Regions from separate parts of the Homo sapiens genome. Here regions 1, 3 and 4 are each linked to region 2. Evidence: chromatin loops called from intact Hi-C (ENCODE). Cell type or tissue: HepG2. All regions are shown on one strand. Region 1 overlaps RGS17 (regulator of G protein signaling 17). Region 2 holds the start of LOC124901439 (a long non-coding RNA gene). Region 3 overlaps SYNE1 (spectrin repeat containing nuclear envelope protein 1). Region 4 has its middle 35 kb from the start of FBXO5.

Evidence for each region. Peaks named below come from ENCODE experiments on the same cell type or tissue, not always from the same donor. Only the 100,000 strongest peaks of a DNase experiment are listed, where the experiment ranks them.
Region 1: it touches region 2 in a loop (11-fold over the local background); 87 of 110 quality-filtered maps call a loop at or near these places.
Region 3: it touches region 2 in a loop (14-fold over the local background); 6 of 110 quality-filtered maps call a loop at or near these places.
Region 4: it touches region 2 in a loop (16-fold over the local background); 82 of 110 quality-filtered maps call a loop at or near these places.

What each region holds. Positions count from the first base shown.
Region 1 is chr6:153,022,380-153,027,379 of GRCh38, forward strand. It overlaps RGS17 (regulator of G protein signaling 17), which reads right to left. Exons shown (of 5, transcript NM_012419.5): 3 at 4,075-4,164; 4 at 1,883-2,117. Among named protein-coding and RNA genes, the nearest start is that of MTRF1L, 22 kb to the left of the region's middle. In HepG2, a CTCF peak has its summit at 2,224 (motif pointing left); a DNase peak (open chromatin) is centred at 2,222; H3K27me3 peaks cover 652 bases.
Region 2 is chr6:152,861,355-152,866,354 of GRCh38, forward strand. All of the region lies in intron 1 of LINC02840 (long intergenic non-protein coding RNA 2840), which reads right to left. LOC124901439 (a long non-coding RNA gene) reads left to right here and starts at 2,226. Exons shown (of 2, transcript XR_007059821.1): 1 at 2,226-2,377. RefSeq lists an enhancer at 2,756-2,805. In HepG2, a CTCF peak has its summit at 2,709 (motif pointing right); a DNase peak (open chromatin) is centred at 2,717.
Region 3 is chr6:152,550,784-152,555,783 of GRCh38, forward strand. All of the region lies in intron 3 of SYNE1 (spectrin repeat containing nuclear envelope protein 1), which reads right to left. Among named protein-coding and RNA genes, the nearest start is that of SYNE1, 84 kb to the right of the region's middle. In HepG2, a CTCF peak has its summit at 1,994 (motif pointing right); a DNase peak (open chromatin) is centred at 2,008.
Region 4 is chr6:152,945,806-152,950,805 of GRCh38, forward strand. No RefSeq gene overlaps it. Among named protein-coding and RNA genes, the nearest start is that of FBXO5, 35 kb to the right of the region's middle. In HepG2, a CTCF peak has its summit at 2,560 (motif pointing left); a DNase peak (open chromatin) is centred at 2,566; H3K27me3 peaks cover 541 bases.

The DNA of each region.
Region 1 (5,000 bases), 160 kb after region 2:
GATAATAAGAAAATGTTTTACATAAAAAACTAAACATTAAAGAACAGAAACTGTAAAAATAAGGGACATAGTATGGAGAATATTTTTTCTCCTAACACTGAAAAAGAATGGAACAGTCATCATTTTAAGATGCTACAAATATAGCACAAAGGAATGGACTAAGTAATCTAGACAACTATCACTTTAAGATGTCACATCTTACATACTTTGGGGGCAGAAATGGGCTTGATAATCTTCCCAAGGACTCTCATTTTGTATAATTACAGGCAAAAGAAGCACATATTTGGGCACATTTGGATCATCTGGTTTATTTGCTATGTGCAATAACTTTAAAATAATAAAAATTAGCATAAAATTATTATACTGATAAAATACAAGTAGAGTTGTTTAGATACTAAAATTCGAGGCAGGCTAAAAGCCTGAAGAATGCAGTTTTAAGATGCAGAATTATACCGGTGTTAGAAATACAGTGTGACATCAGTAACAAATGTGTTGAGGCTACATATTTATTACTGATGTCACACTGTATTACATTTATTAAATTCTCCCCACCTTGCTTTTATGAATACATTTTTCATGTTCATGTAGGAAATAAAAAAATAAATCAATCCTTTGTGCGTCTAATTCTAGAAGGTTTCTCATTTTGTAGAGACAATAGTCCTGGAGCACTCTGGAATACCAATGGCATTTTAACCTAACTAATTAAAAAAAACTATATAACTTAGGTACTGTATATCTTATTAGAAGTGAAATCGTTTATGTAGCATTCCAAACTTAGAGGTTAATAAAATAGACACTAATTCCTTTTATAGATCTCAAAGCAAGGAGTGTAAGGCAGCCTGGGACCATGCCAGGTATTGGAGGAGGAACAGATGACTGTAGCCCATAAATGTTCAGGTGCACAAGAGAGGGGCATGCCATTTAAATGCAAAGGTAAAAATCACAGTTGTTTAGGAGAAACAAAAAAGACAAAAAGAGGCTGGGATGGAAAAGAGAAGACATTCTAGGAACCTCTATGTTCTCTAAGTGCTTTGAAGCCCTCTGGAGCTCCATCACACAGGGCTCCAAGGGCCTGGCCACATTATTAACCACTCTTTCACCAAATGCTTTTAACTCTGTTAGCTGGAACATTTCTCAAGAACAAATTAAGTTTTAAACAGTCAATGGAAAAGTGCTATTTGGTTGCTAGAAGTATTGCTTATTGATTAGGTACATTTTGGCAATGGGAAAGACACTTGCACTTTCAATAACAGAAAACCTAGAATAAGTAATATAATTTCCATTTCCCACCTAAGAATATTAGTGGTCAAGGATCATTTTTCATTTCTGTAAAGAGTCAATCATAAACATCAACAAACATGTCAGATTTCTTTTTTTTGAGTACCTATACCAGAGGTTTTCCAACTAGTATGTATGTGGAAAACTTGTTAAAAGTGCAGATTTCTGGGTCCTATTTCCAAAAATTCAGATTCAGAAGTCCTGGTTAGGCCTTAAGAATTTGTTTTTTAAACAAATGCTCCAGGTGATTCTCATTCACATGATCTAGGGGTCATGCTTTGCGAAATACCACCCTAAAATACATTCTCTCTTTCCATTTTCGTTTGTCACAGCAAATTGTGTTTAAGCAGGCTCCTTAGTGTTAGTTCTGAAAAGCAAGTGAACTACCACACAAGTCAGCTAGAGATAAACAGTCAAAGCATAGTAGGGAAACCTAGCCTTCAAACATGTGTTCAAGGAAATTCTCCCAACAGAAGCTGAATTATCTACCCAGTGAAATCTTCTACCCTCTCCACACCCCATGCCCTACCCAATGTGGACAGCCATCCCTTGACGGTTATCCTTGGTCTTAGGAAGCCCACCTCAATGTTTTCCAGATTTTTACCTCTTTTGGTGATAGTATAGAAATGTAATCTTCATATATCATCCTAGCCTTTTCTTCAATTACTTTTTTGTTCTGCTCCTTCTTTAAGTCTTCACAAGCAAGCCAGAAAAGTAGGTTCTCTTCACTGTATTCTGTTCGGAGGAACTCTCTGAAAAGGTTTCTTCCTGCTGGGGCCTTCATCATCTTGTCAAAATTTTGAGACCAGGACAAGACTTCCTCTGCAGTGGGGTTTTGGCTGCAGAGACAGAACGGGGCCGTGATCAAAGGGAACTTTGTGACCAGTGAATGCTAGACCAGGTAAGGAGAGGAGCAGATAGAAATTCTATCAATTTGCTGCCATCTAGTGGTCAGTATTTTGCCACTCAGTCCAGCCTGATGTGCCAAATAAGTATCTGTCAGGACTACGTCAGTTATTTCAGGGTTTTGACAAAAATTCACACAGGCATAAGAGACATGTAGGGAGACAAGCATTCAAACAGCAAGGGGCCTAAACATAATATGCATGCAGTCATCGTACATTCCTAATGAAGCTTGGAAATGTTCAAACTTTAACAATGTGTTGCAAGTTGATAGAAACTGTCTGTAAGTGACTAAGGACAACATGAATTTTTTCTTTGCCTCTAATCAGGATTTCAATTTTCCAGCCATAAGATACAGTTTTTTTTTCTCATCTCTGGTGGCCATTTTTTTCATCTGTCACTTGATTTAAAATAAGAATACACTGTGTGCACTTGTCACATATTTTCCTAAACTTTAATAATTTTTCTGTTGGGCATGGTGGTTCATGCCTATAATCCCAGTGCTTTGGGAGGCTGAGGTGGGAGGATCTCTTGAGTCCAGGAGTTTGAGGTCAGCCTGGGAAACATAGCAAGATCCTGTCTCTGCAAAAAAAAAATTAAAAAATTAGCTGGGTGTGCTGGCATGTGCCTGTAGTCCCAGCTATTTGGGAGTTGAGGCAGGAGAATCACTTGAGACAGGAGCTTCAGGTTACAGTGAGCTATTACCATCCCATTGCACTCCTGGCTAGGCAACAAAATGAGATCCTGCCTCTAAAAAAAAAAAAGGTTTTTTTCCTACGAAAAGTTAATGTACGAATTGTTAGTCATGAATGGAGTTATCATAATTGGAAGCAGAGTGCTTCTATAATGACACTGACATTGGGGAATTTAAAACTATATACAGATCTTTTAGTGACTAGGTGACTGCAAAAACCACTAGTAATTAATCCACTTGCTTATACATTAAAGAAGTAGAAGACAGAAACTTGGAGAGTCTTATGGTTAAAATGATTCTGATCTTCCTTTCCTATTCAATGATTTACTTAATAATTTTCCAATCTAAAAGACATTTGGCCAAAGAAGTATGTTTATATATATATATAAACATATATATATAAAAACATATATATATAAACATATATATAAACATATATATAAAAACATATATATATAAACATATATATAAACATATATATGGTAAATACATATACACATAAAAAGGTAAATACATATATAAAGGTAAATATATATGTATTTACCTTTTTAACCAGGTATTTCAAATAGATTGTTACTATTCCATAATCTCTGCACTTCCTCATTCACTTAAAACAATTTTTAATTTTAAAAAGCTTAAAAATGACCATGAAGCATCATTAAAACCTTCTCATAAAAAGCAGAAAAAGAAAGCACTTACAATTATATGACTGGACTATTTGTATTTTGATTTTAGTCCATAGGTACCTCTCGTTTGGGAGGCAGCACGTGGGGAGAGTCTGCTCTGGTAGAAAAGGAACCAGGAGTCGCTGGGTGCCCTTCCTCACTCACTTGGACATTCCATATCATTTGTGTGTGTGTTTAGACACTTCTCTTATAAAGAGAAAAACTTGAATTCTCAGAAATGAGAAGTAATGAATTAGGGCAATTTTGGGTGCTAATTCATAAGACAATCTTTATTTTTTTTAAAGAGAAAAGTAAATTTAGATCATGTTTTAGCCAATAACTTAACATAGCTAATAGAAAAATTGCTGAAAAGCAACAGCAATGACAAAATAAGATCTTCCAGATTGAATTTGCATTCACTTCCCAAAATCATTTTGAAGAGTACCATGAAGCAAGGGGTAATACTGAGGCACGCAGTTGATGTAAATGGCATATAAATGCAAGAAACAATAGCTATGTGGTTCTCACACTCACCATTCCTCTAGGACCTGGATACTCTCCATTTTTGTAGTGTGTGTGGGTCTTCCCGCATTTTCCCCTCTTTCTTCATTCCTCACAGTGAGGCTGTAATGTAACAGAACATTTAATTTTGTCAAGGGAAATTCAATCAGTTGAAGAAAAGAATAAATTTTTCTGGGGAAACATTTCACAGGAGATCTTATATTCAACTATGTGAGAATATTTAAAGTATAAAAGAGCAATACCATTTTTAAATGATGGGCAAGCCCATGTCAAAGGGAAGAGAATAATTTTTAAATAAAATTATATAGTAAATCAGACTCCCAAAAGTGGATATTGTTAAATATTCTGACTTCATCCTTACATAATCTGAATTACTGAATATTTCTGAGATATATGATTAAATGCCTTAATATTATATATATATGTATATACACACACACACATATGATTACCTTACTCTTTAAACAAAATGTCATTTTGATTTTTGGTTAATTCTATTCATAGTCTGTTTTCCATTAATTTTCCCCGATTGAGAGCTAATAAGATACAATGTGTCAGAATCTAATACAGATTTTGCTAAATTTACATTGTTACCGATAATATCATTCCTTCAATTGCTAAAATCAAGCTACCGGATTTATATTTGACTTTGTTTTTGCCCTTTCACCCCAGTAAATCAATGTCCAAGGTCTTGAAAGGGACAGACCAGTAACTGAGCATTTGGAACAGGTGAGCATTGGGTGGGAGGGGTGTGTGTCTGTGTAGCATAGGTTTGGGAATTCTACAGCATCATAGAGGACAGAGGATAATGCCGAAGGTTTTAGTAGCCCAGAACAAGAATAAGAATAAGAATTGTCCAATGACAATTGCTCCCTAAAGCTGAGCAGTGCTTTAGGGCAAAACACCGAAAACTCTCGGTGTGGACTAGAAACAACAGG
Region 2 (5,000 bases):
TGGTGAGGATGTGGAGAAAAGGAAACCCTTATACACTGTTGGTAGGAATGTAAACCAGTACATCCCCTGTGGAAAGCAGCATGGAGATTTCTCAAAATCTAAAAATAGAATTACCATTTGACCCAGCAATGCCACTACTTGGTTTCTACCCAAGCAAAAAGAAATAAACTCATGAAAGGGATACCTGCACTTGCATGTTTATTGCAGTATTATTCACAATAGCAGAGATATGAAATCAACCTAAGCATCCATCAGTGGATGAATGGATAAAGAAAATGTGGTATATATACACAATAGAATATTATATGACCATAAAAAAGAATGAAATCATGCTATTTGCAGCAACATGGATGGAACTGGAGGCCATTATCTTAAGTGAAATAATCTATGCACAAAAAGACAAATATCACATGTTCTCACTTATATGTGGGAGCTAATAAATTTGATTACATGGAGGTAGAGAGTGGAAAGATAACAGAGACTGGTAAAAATGGGGAGGAGGATGAAGAGAAGTGGCTTAAAAGTGCAAACATACAGTTAAATAGAAGGATTAAATACAGTGTTTGATTGCAGAGTAGGGTGACTATAGTTAACAAAAATTTACTGTACTTTGACTTGATCACTCTGTCTTATATACATGCAAGAGCATTTCACAAGTACCCCATAAATCTGTACAAATAAAAAAGACACAAACATTTGCTCCAGTGAGGATAAAATATGATAAGACGAAAGGTCTTTCCTTAAATAACAGTGTGAGCTAACCAGAGATTATCAACTTGATCATCTTTTTTCCCTCTGATATAGACCAACAAATGATTAGTTGTTTGTTGTTATATGGAAGCATATTATAATCAAACAGATACCATTGTCTGAATTTGCTGGTTTGGCTAGTCTAGTAATATACAATAAAAAAAAAAAAGAACTACAACTAGAAATTAGAATTCTAGCATTTCAAAAATGCCTTTTACATGCATTATTTTATTTATGCATCACAAACCCTAAACATTAAAGAAAACAGACCTTTCCTACCTACCTTACACTACAGTAAGACACCAGGTGCTCACAGACACCAAGATTATTGTTTGAAGAAGTGTGTAAATATAAGCCTCCAGGACAGCTTATTCCTAGTTGGTTTTTATTTCAAGACATTATATGGGAGTTGGCAGTTATACATTATAGACATTTAATAAATATAAGTTCGATAAATAATATTATTAAGAATTTTTATTAATAATTATTATCAAAATTATTATTCTTAATAATAAATTTCTGATACTTGGTGCTACAATTTCATTCAAATCCAATATGCTTACATGAGGTCTGCCTATTTGAAAGGTTTTTCATCCACAATAATAATAATTAAAGAAACCCTCAAATCAAGTGCAATGAAGGGTTTCTTTCCATGGAAAAAATTCTTTAAACTACACTCTAAATTCCACAATAAAGAAATGTCTCATTTCAAAAATCAATATTAGATTCTTCTCACAACAACAAAAGTACATTAATATTATGGAAAGTGCTCTTCAGAACTATCAGATAGCAGAATCCTGGCATGTCATTGTTATTCTTTCTCCTTTGTCATCTTTAATGAGAAGTCCTTTTATATCACGATGTTATGTTTTAGAATATTGAAAACATATCAGACAATAGATAAAATATCATCTGGCTCTACAGTGAATCTTTTAGAATTTTTATTTTTAATGTGCTTAGATTCTGCATCTGTTAATTCCCAGTTGATTACTCAGAATTGTTTCTCCTGCCAAATACCAACTACCAAGTCTTTATTTTTATTTCTAAGTCCTGACGGTTCCTCTCCTAATAAACTAAGAATATGAAAACCTACAGAAGGAATTACAATTGCCCTACCTTACAGGATTGTGTCAAAGTTAATGAAATAATCAACTATTAAGTTCATTAATAGTTCATGACTTTCATAAGACAGGTATGACAATAAATGCAAAGTTTTACTCATCACACCAAAGTGTCATCATTTATGCTTTGTCAAAAATTAAAAATATGGCATAAAAACTTTCCTGAAATCAGCTGATTGTTCCTAAAAGAATGACTGTTGCTTTCATTTCTTGTACTGAAGTATATCCATTTACTATGACCTTTAATAATGGAGACTTTTTATTGGGTCACATAATATACTAGTATGTGTCATAATAGGCCCATTCTTGGCGCAGTGACTAGATGGAGCACATTTAGCTTGGCTACTGGACAGCCTTCATCAGCGACTCATGATGCTCATCTCTACAGCCCAGAGGACATTTAAAGAACTAAATAAAGATATAGAAGGCGGCCCCTTCTCTCATCAGTAAGCCTTACCATCTAAGGGACACTCTGGACATCGGAAGATTCCAAGTCGTCTCTTATGGTATAGAAATATTTGTAGAGAATTTTCGAAAGACGGATGATTTATTTCTGTCTTTCTCTCAAAACACCCCGGGGCCAGTACTTCATCACTATGTCTAGGCCTTGTATTGCCTAAAATAAGCATCCACTTACAAAATGGTGGTTTCTTCCTTTATTTGGAAAGGAAAATTCTCTGAAACAACTTACCAAAGGCTTCATCTTCAATGGGGCCATCTATTAGTGACATAGTTGGGAAAAGCCAATTAATGCAAGGATGGTGCATAACTGCAAATAAGCGCAATACAATATTATACAATACCTTGAATTACTCATTTCAATTGGCCACTTGAGGGCGCCAAAGCAGAAGCAATAAGAGTCCTTAGTCTTAGCACTTCAGAGAACTGCTTGCTTTCTCTACATTTCTGTTTACACAGATGGTCTTGCTTCAAACACCACTGCATGGTAAACAGTATCTTTAAAACTGGCAGATATGATAAGATGAATATTTTCTCATTCCTGCTTTTGGTTACTTCTAAACTGTGCAACAAAGCTAAGAGTTTGTGTTATCGCATGGAAACACATTCCTTTATTCTCAGCATGAATTTCGCATGAAACCAAGACTTCCATCCAAACACACTGAACATAATTTAATTCATTTTCTTTCATACTTCTTACTTCACCTTCAATTTTTTATGACTATTTCTTTCCCACTAGCATTTTTCTACTACTCTGACTCCATTGTACAATCAAGGATTTAAATTCCATTTGTTACATTAGTCTCAAAGCCATTTAAGTAACGACATAGCAGTCTGCTTGCTAGAATGCTATGGTGGATGCTTTAGTCTTCCTTCTTTTCAAGAGCCATGGTGCTTTGAAGCTTTAAGCTCTTATGTCTTTATGCTCTTTATGTCTTTATGATCTTTAAGTTCTTATGTCTCCATATTTTGATTATTTATTTACATATCTTTTCCTATTAAACTATGAGTTCTTTGAGTGCAAGAAATGGGCCTTAAATGTACCTTTCTGTCTTCTGTGTAAGCTCTCAATAATAGCTGGCTAAGTGAGAAAAGAAGAACATGATTCCTGATCTCAAGTAGAATTTAGTCTGATAGGGAACGTGAGTCAGGCACCTTGAAAAGTTAAATAATATTAAAGAAGTTAATACAATGTCAAAATATGAGTTGTCTACAGTGGTGTTGTCCAACAGAAACATAACTGAAAGTTTTCTAGTAGCTACATTAAAAAGGTAAAAGGTAACAAGTAAAAATAATTTTAATAGTATATTTATTTAATCAAGTATACCCAAAATATTATCATTTCAACATTTGACTGATATAAAATATTTATTATGATATACTTCACATTTTTTGTCTTTGAAATTCAGTATGTATATCTAGATAGATAGAAAGTTGATGGATGGATGGATAGATAGATAGACAGATGGATAGATAGATAGATAGGTTTTTTTGTTTGTTTGTTTGTTTGTTTGTTTTTGAGATGGAGTCTCCCTCTGTCACCCAGGCTGGAGTGCAGAGGCATGATCTCGACTCACTGCAACCTCCGTCTTCTGGATTCAAACAATTCTCCTGCCTCAGCATCCCAAGTAACTGGGATTACAGATGCCCACCACCACGCCCAGCTAATTTTTGTATTTTCGGTAGAGATGGGGTTTCACCATGTTGGCCAGGCTGGACTCAAACTCCTGAGCTCAAGTGATCCACCCTCCATGGCCTCCCAAAGTGCTAGGATTACAGGCATGAGCCACTGCACCCACCCTGAAATACAGTGTATATTTTACACTTAAAGGACAACTCAATTCAGACACAATATTTTCATCAGAAATACTTGATCTGTGCTGAGATTACTTACAATTTACAATTGAAAAGTAGATTCACATGCTCAAGTTGTTCCAAATACATTTTAAAACTTTTCCAATAATTTGAGTACCAAAACATTATTTTTGTTTAATATTCATATGCACATTGACAAAACTGGTTTGTTTTTTAAAAAGAATTGTTTAGACTTTGAAGCAAAATCATATACCTTTAAAACTATAGCTCCCCAAGTTAAGTAAACTCACTAACTGTTAAGTCAACCGGTTATTAACATTGAATTCAGACTATTGTGTAAATTAAAAATCAACTCCTAATCAATCAATATCAACAAAGCATTCTTCATGTTTTTCATGTAGTTTGTGCAGCCAATTTATATAAAACTGTCAATTACAATTAAAATCTTCTGAATACTGATTTATAAATATTTGTAAAATCTTTAGTATTGTTTAGAAGTATAAAAAGGTTTAATTTCAACAGAAGTTCTCATGCATGTCTACCTAATCACAAATATGCTTTTTCTTTCTATTGGAGCTTCAAATTTATATTATTCACATGTAGTGTGGTATCAGTGACAGAATATAAACCACATTGTCATTTCTTTTGTCTTTAATTATTAAATATATGGTAAACATTTATTAGTTTCAAGAAAATCTTGAATTGGAGTTAGCAGCACAGGAAATTTTGTAAAAAGTCTTCCATGACTTAATGCATGAGCTTTGGTCAAAGAACTTAAGATCATTAGAGTCCTAATCTCGTGTTTCTTTCAGCAGTCCTCTAAACTTGCAGTGATTCCTAGCATACACCCATATG
Region 3 (5,000 bases), 310 kb before region 2:
AGAGTGAACCATAATAAATAGTATGTGCACCGTATCACGTTTCTAAAATCCAAAAGATTCTGAGTTTGAAAACAAAGCTGGGGTCCTTAGACTTTCGGATAAAGGGTTGTGTGAATCACACAGAAGTGCAGGGATGGAGATGTGCACTCAGAGAGTAATAATCACAATAGAGAGCACAAAGCAATCAATACAGTGGGAGGAAAAACAGCACAGCTTATTGTGGCACTTCAAACCTTTTAGTTCTAAATCAAGACCACATTTGAACAGTTTCAAGCAGAACTTTTGTGGATTTTTTCCTGACACCTTTTCCTTCCTCTATTTGTGGATATAATGTTGCAGGAGACAATGATCGGATAGTAAAGTAATGAAAATACCTTTTACCTTGTATCTGTACAGCACTTGAACTTATTCATGTTTTGTATACATTTCTCATTTGGATTCTCACAAATAACCTGCCACGTACACAGAGAAGACCATTAACTCGGATGTGAACAAGGAAGCTAAAGAATAGTGGGGGTGAGGAAATACGCCAGAAATCTAGAAACTGGAATGAAGGCTGAAGAGTTACAGAATAATGAACAGTATTTAGTAGTCAGACTCTTACCCTAATCTAATTTTGACCAGATCAATTTGCTGATTATTTGATTCACTAATTTAATGAATTCCACTGTGCCCCTCACATGTACCAGCCGTTCTGCTGACCAGCTGTGGATGCAATCTGAGAGGATGGGTTTGGTCCCTGAGAGTCCATCAGGGAAACAGGAATCAAAAAGAATTACATCACAGTCCAAGTTTTGTAAATGCAAAGAAAAGTTCAGAACAGTGACATGAAATATATTAGTATATTTAAAAAATATCACTTCTACATGATTAAAGATTATTCTTGTGGAAAACATGAAAGCCTACCCTCCTACTGTTTGCTACAATGGAAGCTAAGGAGAAAATGCTGCCTTCACATCTAAGAGTTTTCCTACTGAATTACATATAAAGGTGCATGTTAATGAAAACATGAAGACAACTGATCTCTTGGATGAAAGGTTATTTCCAATCAGAGAGCACACACAGAAGCCTTGAGAAGGACTTCAAGCTGAGGCTGGACAAACTTGCCACATGTAGCCAGCTCCCTCCTGTAAAATGTGGCGTCTCCTGCTTTTGCAAGAAAGCCACCAAAACTATGAAATATTTTCCTGTTATGAGCTCTTAGCAATACCAGGGCACCAGAAAGAAAGGGAGTCTTGAAAAATGTCCTGAAATACTACCTTCATAGAACCACTTTATTTTAACCTGAAACTGTATTCCAATACCAAGAGTTTCAACAATTCAAAATACATTGTTTGGTGTGGAATGGGGAAAAGGGGGGAGAAAAGCTGGTCACAGTGTTCGTATATTTTATGTCCAATATTTAATCCAGACTTTTAAAAAACCCACAGTTCTCTCAAACAAACATGACTGTTCTCAGAGAGTGCTTTCAAAGTTTGGTCGTTGCTTTTCATCAAATTACTGCTCTTTATCTTAAGTAGGTTCAGGATTTTACAATTTTACATTTTCACATTTTGGGATTTTGCATTTCAAATTACTGCTAATATTATTTCTTAGTCTCACCCTGTGATCTAAATGTTCCTTCTCTCTCTCCCTCTCTCATATAAATACTTATATTTATATATTTACATATTTATATTATATATTTATATATTATTTTGTCAGTATCCAGCACGGATACAATAATTTGACACAATTTCACCTATATTTTATACTACCTGTCCCCTTGACAAGACGTAAAGAGAGCTACAATTTTAACAACAAAACTCATAAATCTCAGATGGAGATGAAATGAAAAACAGCAAGCACCTAAAAGAGTGAACCTGAGAAATAAGGTCAAATCACAGAGTTTAAAGAGCCAGTGTTAGAAATTGCAATCTCAAATTCAACCCCCACCATGTAATTCAATTAGCCACTTGGAAGACCTGCACTCAGTGGTTAATCCTGCACAGAGCACCAGGTGGTGCTGTTGCTTTCCGCTGCTTCAGATCTAGCGTGGCGTTAGTGACCCTCCTCATAATAGAAGATCTACTGGACTCCAGAACCTGTGGCCACCGCGGCAGCTGCAGGGGTTTCCACATGAGACAGCAGCTGGTGGATGTCACAAATAAATTTCCTGAGTGTCAATCCAACCTCACATGCTCAAGTTTATTCGTATAGTAATGAATAATTTTAAAGGTTACTTTTAATAATAATAGAAATCTATCTTCTATTTAGAATGTATGTGGCAGGCATATGTTGCATATATTTACTACACATATTATCTAATTAAAACTTTGCAATAACCGTATGAGAAAATATCCTCCACCCTCACCAATTTTACATGTAAAGAGACTGGAGCAAACGAGGTTCATCAACTCCCTTGAGGTGACACAAGACACTAAACGTGGAGCATGGATATCTGTCTGACTCAAAAGCCCATACCTTCAATCACTTCATTCTACTCTCACGTCCAAATTGCCCATTGGGGTTTCCAGAATAACTTTACATATCACAACCTATCTGGAGATAGGCAATGTAGACGCAATTCCCAACTCACAGATGAGGAAACCGTGTCAGAAATGGGTATCTCAGCAAGCAAGTGCCAAAGTCAAATGAAACCCTCCTTACTCCCTTTCCCCCGTACTATATTAAAAACGATATGGCCAGAATCCAGCTGGTCAATAGAGCACCTCCAAGCTAGGCCATGATGCTCAGTTATCTTCCCGAGCTACAAACTATAAAGAGTTCTCCTATCCACGGACATCTTGACCGCCTATCTCCAGTTCTTCAACCTTGTCTATCCTCATTCTCAGCCCATCTTACTACTACTTGAGCCTCCTCAACAGAGCAGGAAATGTTTATGGGAACTGGCTCACCTATGAATCCACAGAATAATTTTCCTTTCACATGTCTATATTTGCATCTGCCTTGGTATTATTATTATATCATGTGTCACAGGTCAGGATAACAGGGAAACAAATTCTAGAAGGAATTTTGTCAGCAGGAGGTTTTTTAGCATGTGCTCTCAAGAACTAAAAACTTTAAGTGTGGAGAAGCAGAATTAGGACACAGGGAGATGCTGGACTCATGCAATTATGCAGCTGAAGCTAGGAGAGTCTTTCAGAGATGTCCAAAATGAAGGCAAGGGGCTGGGACTTTGCATCCAGGTATTGGCCAGTTGCTGGATATGGGGTGGCCCTGGGAGGAGGTATAACTTGAGAAAGGCAGATCCCCGGGGCTGAGGACCAGTCCTGGGGAGAGGCTCAGCTGTGAGTCTTCAGCAGGCAACATTTGGAGAGCTGGGAATGAGGGCCTCAGAGCTGAGGGGCATGGTCTGCACTGTGCCCCAGTCATCTGCTGCACCAGCTACAATGTTAACTACTAAGCTCTAAAAATTTAAACAGTCCCAGTAACAATGAGAATAGCAGCACGGTCCCAATAATAATGAGATCAGTAGTTCTCATTAGTTGTATGCTATGTTCGATACACTGCATTCAAAGGGGGTCAAGATTTGCTCCTATTTCTATTTGGGACTACAGCCAAACACTTGACCACCAAGAGATGCTGCCTCCTCCATTTATTTCAAAATGAACAAAGTGTTCAAGGCCCACTTTTGCACTTTTCTGAGGACTGGATCAAAAGTCTGAGGACTTCTGGATCAAAAGATCGATAGTGCAAGGACAGGGAAGGGGCCATAGCTTTCTTGAGGCAGCCAATCATGGAGTTCTCCAAACCATCTTAGACATCTTAGTTTTTTTTATCAGTTTCTTACTAATTCATATGCTTCCTCAGTTTAACCAACCAAACTTGGTTGTATATTTCTACCCTCTGAGCCTGCCTATCTAAGGTACCATTTTACTTCTCTAACCAGACAACTTTGGCAGCCACTATCTAGTTCTCCCCTCTGACCTCCATATCATCATCCACCCTTTGCATAACTATTTCTCCTGAATATGATACCATTTTTCCAGTTCTTAAACATCATCACCCAAGAGCCTACACAAATAAAAAACATGGATTGCCAAGTAGTGGCATGTAGGCAGAATCTGGGCCCCAAATGTATTTTCCTTCATCCTGCAACCTTCCAAGAAAACATTTTAATTTAAATGTTTGTAGGTAGGACTTAAGTTCTAATTTTTACACAGACCCATCACTTTCTTTTGTCTTTAACCAGTTACTTCTCAAATCACCAGAAGGTAATGAGGTTTAAGACATCTTAAAAGAGGAAGACTTATATTTCAAATACTCATAAATGGGAAGTGAGATTTTGAAAAAGCAACATGATGAGAAATCTTAGGAAGAGCAAAGAAGTAAAATAGAGACTCTTGATTTTAAAATAAACTCATATTTTTTGTTACAATTATTATATCTTTGTCATAGATATGTTGTGTCTTTGGGGAAATTGGAAAAGATATTCTGTTTACATTCTCAATCCGTTCCCCCAGTATAAGCATATATCACATAACATTTCAGCCAATGATGGACCACATATACAACTGTGGTCCCATGAAATTATAATACTGTATTTTTACTGTACTTTTTATGTTTAGATATGTTTAGACACACAAATATTTAACATTGTAGTACAATTGCCTACAGTGTTCAGTACAGTAAAATGCTATTCAGGTTGATAGCCTAGGAGTAAAAGGCTATTAACACATAGCCAAGGTGTGTAGTAGGCTATGCCATCTAGGCTTGTGTAAGTACCCTCTATGATGTACGCACAATGACAAAACTGCCTAATAATACATTTCTCAGAATGTATCTTCATTGTTAAGCAATACCTGATTGCATTTTAAATTAGTATATGTTTAAGCAAGTATATTATTTCACTGAAACCCAGAACAATTGGAACCCAAGAAAAGTTACTTGCAATGATGTAAAGACATGAATGAATTCATGTAATTTGATAAATAACAATATAACATGTTGGTATTTTTACATATAAACAAACATCATAACTAAATTTCAATGAGTTA
Region 4 (5,000 bases), 84 kb after region 2:
GAGATGATCTAACCAAAATATTCTATATATTACAGATGAGTCAGTTTCAAGTCACAGAGGCACAAGTGATGGCTAAAATGCAGTAACCAGGTCATATTTTAAAAAGAAAAAGTTCAGTTTTTCAGATGAAAAATCATGTGTAGATGAAGGAAAATTTGTAAATCATTGGAGGAAATCACTTTATTACTATTGTTATTGCTAGTTTATTAATAATTTTTAGTTGTACTGGACTATACAGATATGAGTGAACACCAAAAAAAACTCTACCAAGATATGCAGGTACTAATACTCTGGTATAATTTTTAAAAGTAGGCCAGGAGCTGTGGCTTATGCCTGTAATCCTAGCACTTTGGGAGGGTAAGGCAGGAGAATCACTTGAGTCCAGGAATTCAACACCAGCCTCGGCAACATAGGGAGACTTTGTCTCTACAAAAAAAAATAAAATTTGAAAAACAAATTTTAACTATTTACAAAGACAAATATCTATTTTTATTATAAAAAATTATATTTTGGTGACTATAAACTTGTGAAAAGACATGAAAAGGCATAACACATTTTATAAAAATGATTTGTATTTAATGATATTACATATAAACCACTAAAATGATAGCTATAGATGTCTACATATACAAAATATGCATATATGCATGCATGTATAATATATGTATACATGTATTATATATAGTATAGTATATTAAGCAGAAATGTTTTTCAATATATTTCCATGTAACTAAACCTTGTATATATCACTGCAGATTTCTTTGTCTTTTCATAGACAGAAATATTTTATAACTTGACATGAGACATCTGTCACAGAGAATGACAGTCTCATACATTTTAGCCTGGCTCCCCACCTCCGCCTTGGATTCAAGAAAAACATTTTGATGATTCACGCACAGTGTAAGGATAATATGACAATAAAATGACTTCAGGCTATGTAAGCCCATAAATAAAGGGAAATCAAACCTTTCATACAAGTAAATCCACGCAAGAAATCAATTTGTAAAATTGAAAAAACTTCTTCTAAATGGGCATGATGGGTATAAGTCTCTAAAAAGAATAAACACATCCATTTGCAGTTTCATTTTTTAACACATTCTCTCAGAGTTTCACTCAACCCCTCCCCAAAAAATATTTTGGAGTTTTATGGTGCCCAGCATAAATTTCCTTCTAATTTCTTGCTTTTGAAACATTCTCAATGTGATGTGATTTATTAGTTGATAGGAATCAATCATTTGTTTTCCACAGTTAACCATATCGGCTAGAGCAGAGTTTCCCCAACCTTAATATGCATATAAATTACCTGGGGACATTATTAAAATGCCAATTCTGATGCAATAGCCATGGGATGGGATTCCATTTCTGGTAAGTTTCCAGGTGACACCGAAGCTGCTGGTCAGCAGCCTGCTCATCATATACTGAAGGACTAGAAGATTTTGGCTATAGTTATTTGTTTTCTTTCCCTCTCATACACAGGCATTCAACAAACATGCTGAGCATGAACTGTGAATCAGCCATTGAGCTCTCAGAAAATGTGAATTTAAATGTAAGCAGCTTTATGAAGATTTTTTTTCCTTTATATTTTGCTTATTCCATTCGGTTATGGAAAATAGACTTCAAAATGCCTAAGGGAAAATATGATTTACGAATATTTGTTAGACTTGATTGAAAGTAACTAATGTTAAGTTATTTTTTTTTCAAACTACCATTGAAATCTTGGTGAAACAATCTTCTTAAAGCCTTACTAAAAAGAATACCTTACAGTCTCACTCCTAACAGAAAAACTCAGCCAGGCAGTTCACTTATGAGAGTCAACCAAAAGTTCATTTTCTTCAACCCTGTCAAAAGAAAGTTGGTCTGCAATTAGATAGATTTGGGTGAAAGTACAACATATTTCACTTACTTGTATGACCCTGGGCAACTTTTATCAACTTCCTGAGTCTCCATTTTTCTTACCTGTATACATGAGTTAATAAAGTTATCTTCCATTCATTTAAAACATATTTATTGAGCACCTACCATGTGTTAGGCACTGTTCTAGCACTTGGGATGAATCAGTGAGCAAATGAACATAGACTTCTTCCTCATATATCTCTTGGATAGAAATGATGTACATTAAGTAGCCCTTGCCACACGCCTAACACTCTCTCTATTTAGTAGCTTTCAACTCTTTGATGCTTTCCAAGTAACTCCCAGGTAAGTAAAACTGTCATTTTCTTAAAATTTGAGATCATTTATCCTTAGTGCTTTATTATATGCCAGACATATTCCAAGTACTTTGGATATGTGTCTAAACTCATGTAATCCTCGCAGCAGCCCAAAAGGAAGATTGGTATGCTCATTTTACAAGAAGAACACTTACTCAGAAAGGAAATTAAGGAATTCTCCAAGATCACAGAGCTAGCAAATAGCAGAGCTGGGATCCAAACTCAGTTTGGCCTCAGACACCCCACTCTTAACCACAACACCTTGGAGTAATGAAATTAGAACCACCGTAAACAAGTCCAGAAAGTTACACTTCGTGTACTGAATAGCTCTAAACTGTGGATTAGCTAGGCTTATTGTGCCCTCTGGTGGAAATCCAATGAAGTAAATGAAAAGGAATATTAAGTGCAATAGAAACAGAAAACGGCGAGTTTACTGACATCCTGAGCTTTTGAAAAGTTTTCAAGCTCATGAACATGGCAGGAAAATCTTCCAGGAACAAGACAAGAATACCAGCAAGAGTCTAAGGAATCAGCAGGCTGTAGATGCCTCGCACGCTGACTCCACACAGCAGAGCCTTCAGAGTGACAACTGTGCAAAGGAAACTGAAGATAAAATCTCAAGGGATAATATCAGTGTTAGCAATCTTAGTAGAAATAATTTTAAGTAAAAACATATTTATCAGCGTGCCAAAAAGCATTATCACGAATCTACTGTACACCACCTTCTCAGGAATGAATTGCTAACGGGAAATGTGACGTTCTCTTTGTACTGCTAGAATTGTCAAGATTCACGGGTTTCTGAGACGATGCCCTCCTAAGGCCTTAGGAACCACTTCCGCACTCCTTACCCACCCCTTAGTTCCAGGTAAAGCCTATGTGGAATAATATATTATTTCTTTGTTCATCAGAGTTTGCAGTCAAGCAATTAAAGTCAATGGGCATTAAATGCAAGTTGACTGGTCCAACTCAACGACTGCACAGCATTTTATATGAAGTTACTAGTGCTGTTCCTGTATACGGGCATCTGAGGAAGGGCGGGAACTGTTACTGTCCTCTTCCCTCTTCCCTTTGGTCTCGAAAGTGACAAGCTCCTTGTTGCCAAGAGATTCTCAGAATGACTCTGTCACTATCCCCTGTATTCCCTGTAGTAGTGAGAAACTGTTACCCTCAACTACCTTCTTTGGCTAGGGATTCTCCTTTCTTTATTGCGGTCTCTCAGGAAGATGGTGTTGACACTGGACATTGCTTGTGCATCCATCTTCTGAGACTGTGTGACTTTTATGTAAATGTTAGTTTATCTAGAAAGAAAGAATATGATCTTATATGCCTTGTCCTAGAAAATTAATTTTTCAGTAGAGAAATCCACTAGCATTATACCATACCCTTCTCCAATTCACCATCTACTTATTTATTTATTTTTTTAAATGTTCATTTATTTATTTATTTATTTTGAGACGGAGCCTTGCTCTGTCACCAGACTGGAGTGCAGTGGTGCGATCTCAGCTCACTGCAACCTCCGCCTCCCGGGTTGAAGCGATTCTCCTGCCTCAGCCTCCCAAGTAGCTGGGACTACAGGCACATTCCATCACGCCCAGCTAATTTTTTTGTAGAGACAGGGTTTCACCATGTTGTCCAGGATGATCGTGATCTCTGACCTCGTGATCCACGCGCCTCAGCCTCCCAAAGTGCTGGGATTACAGGCGTCAGCCACCGCGCCCGGCCCACCGCCTACTTATTTAAAATGCTTCTAATTTATGGGAGAATCATTTGAGCCCAGGAGTTTCAGGCTGCAGTGAGCTATGGTCATGCCACTACACTCCAGGCTAGGCAACAGAACAAGACCTTGTCTCAAAGAAAAAGAAAAAACAAAAAAGTTTAGTTAAAAAGATTAGCACTAGTCCTTAAAAATAAATAACTACTTAGGTGTGTTTAGAACTCGGGTCACTAATGCATGTCTTTCTCTGGGGTGTCACAATCTCTAATGTCGCCCCTGAGTTTTCCCTTCTGCTATCCTATTCTTAGGGCTTTAAAAAAGTTTTCTATGGAATTTTCCTAACTCTTAGAGCGAAATAGATATTGGTTTTCATAGTATGAGGAGAAAATAAATTATGACATTTACTTTTTTTCACAGTAGCAAAGGAATTTCTGAAGGCATCTGCCTTCCCACTCTGAATTCACACAGTAATTTGCTAGTGTACCCCTCAATTGCCCTTACCACTTCTCCAGAAACCACATAAGCTTCTTGACCATTTCACCCCTGAAACAATCCCAGGACATAATACAATAGGTTGCACATTTTAAAGAGGGGAAAGAAAAAAAAAAAAGGGCAATGATTTTCATGATTCAAGATTCCCTTCAGTAATTTATTTGTTCTGATCGTCTTGTTAGGAGTAATTTTCCTTCCGTTCCATTTTATATTTTGCTTATTTTGCATTTATTTCATTTTATCTTCTATTTTAATTAGTATATATTTTTGGTTTTTCTCCCTGCCTCCTAGACTTTCTCAGGTGGACTTCCTACCTGGCCATACAACCCAGAAACTTATTTACGTGATAATTTTCCTAATTTCCTCAAGGAAGGTACATAACTTGTACCATTCTAGATGCCTAGGAAAAATGTTAACTCATTACATATAATAGACGCACTAGGTTATGAAAGCTCAGTTCTCTCCTGGACACCTGGTTGAGAAAGACTCTGCATTAGACGTCACCCAGCATAGTTCATTATGCATAGAAGGCACTCAATAAGCGTTTTTGTAAACAAACAGATAAATGAATGGCTCTAAACTTTTAA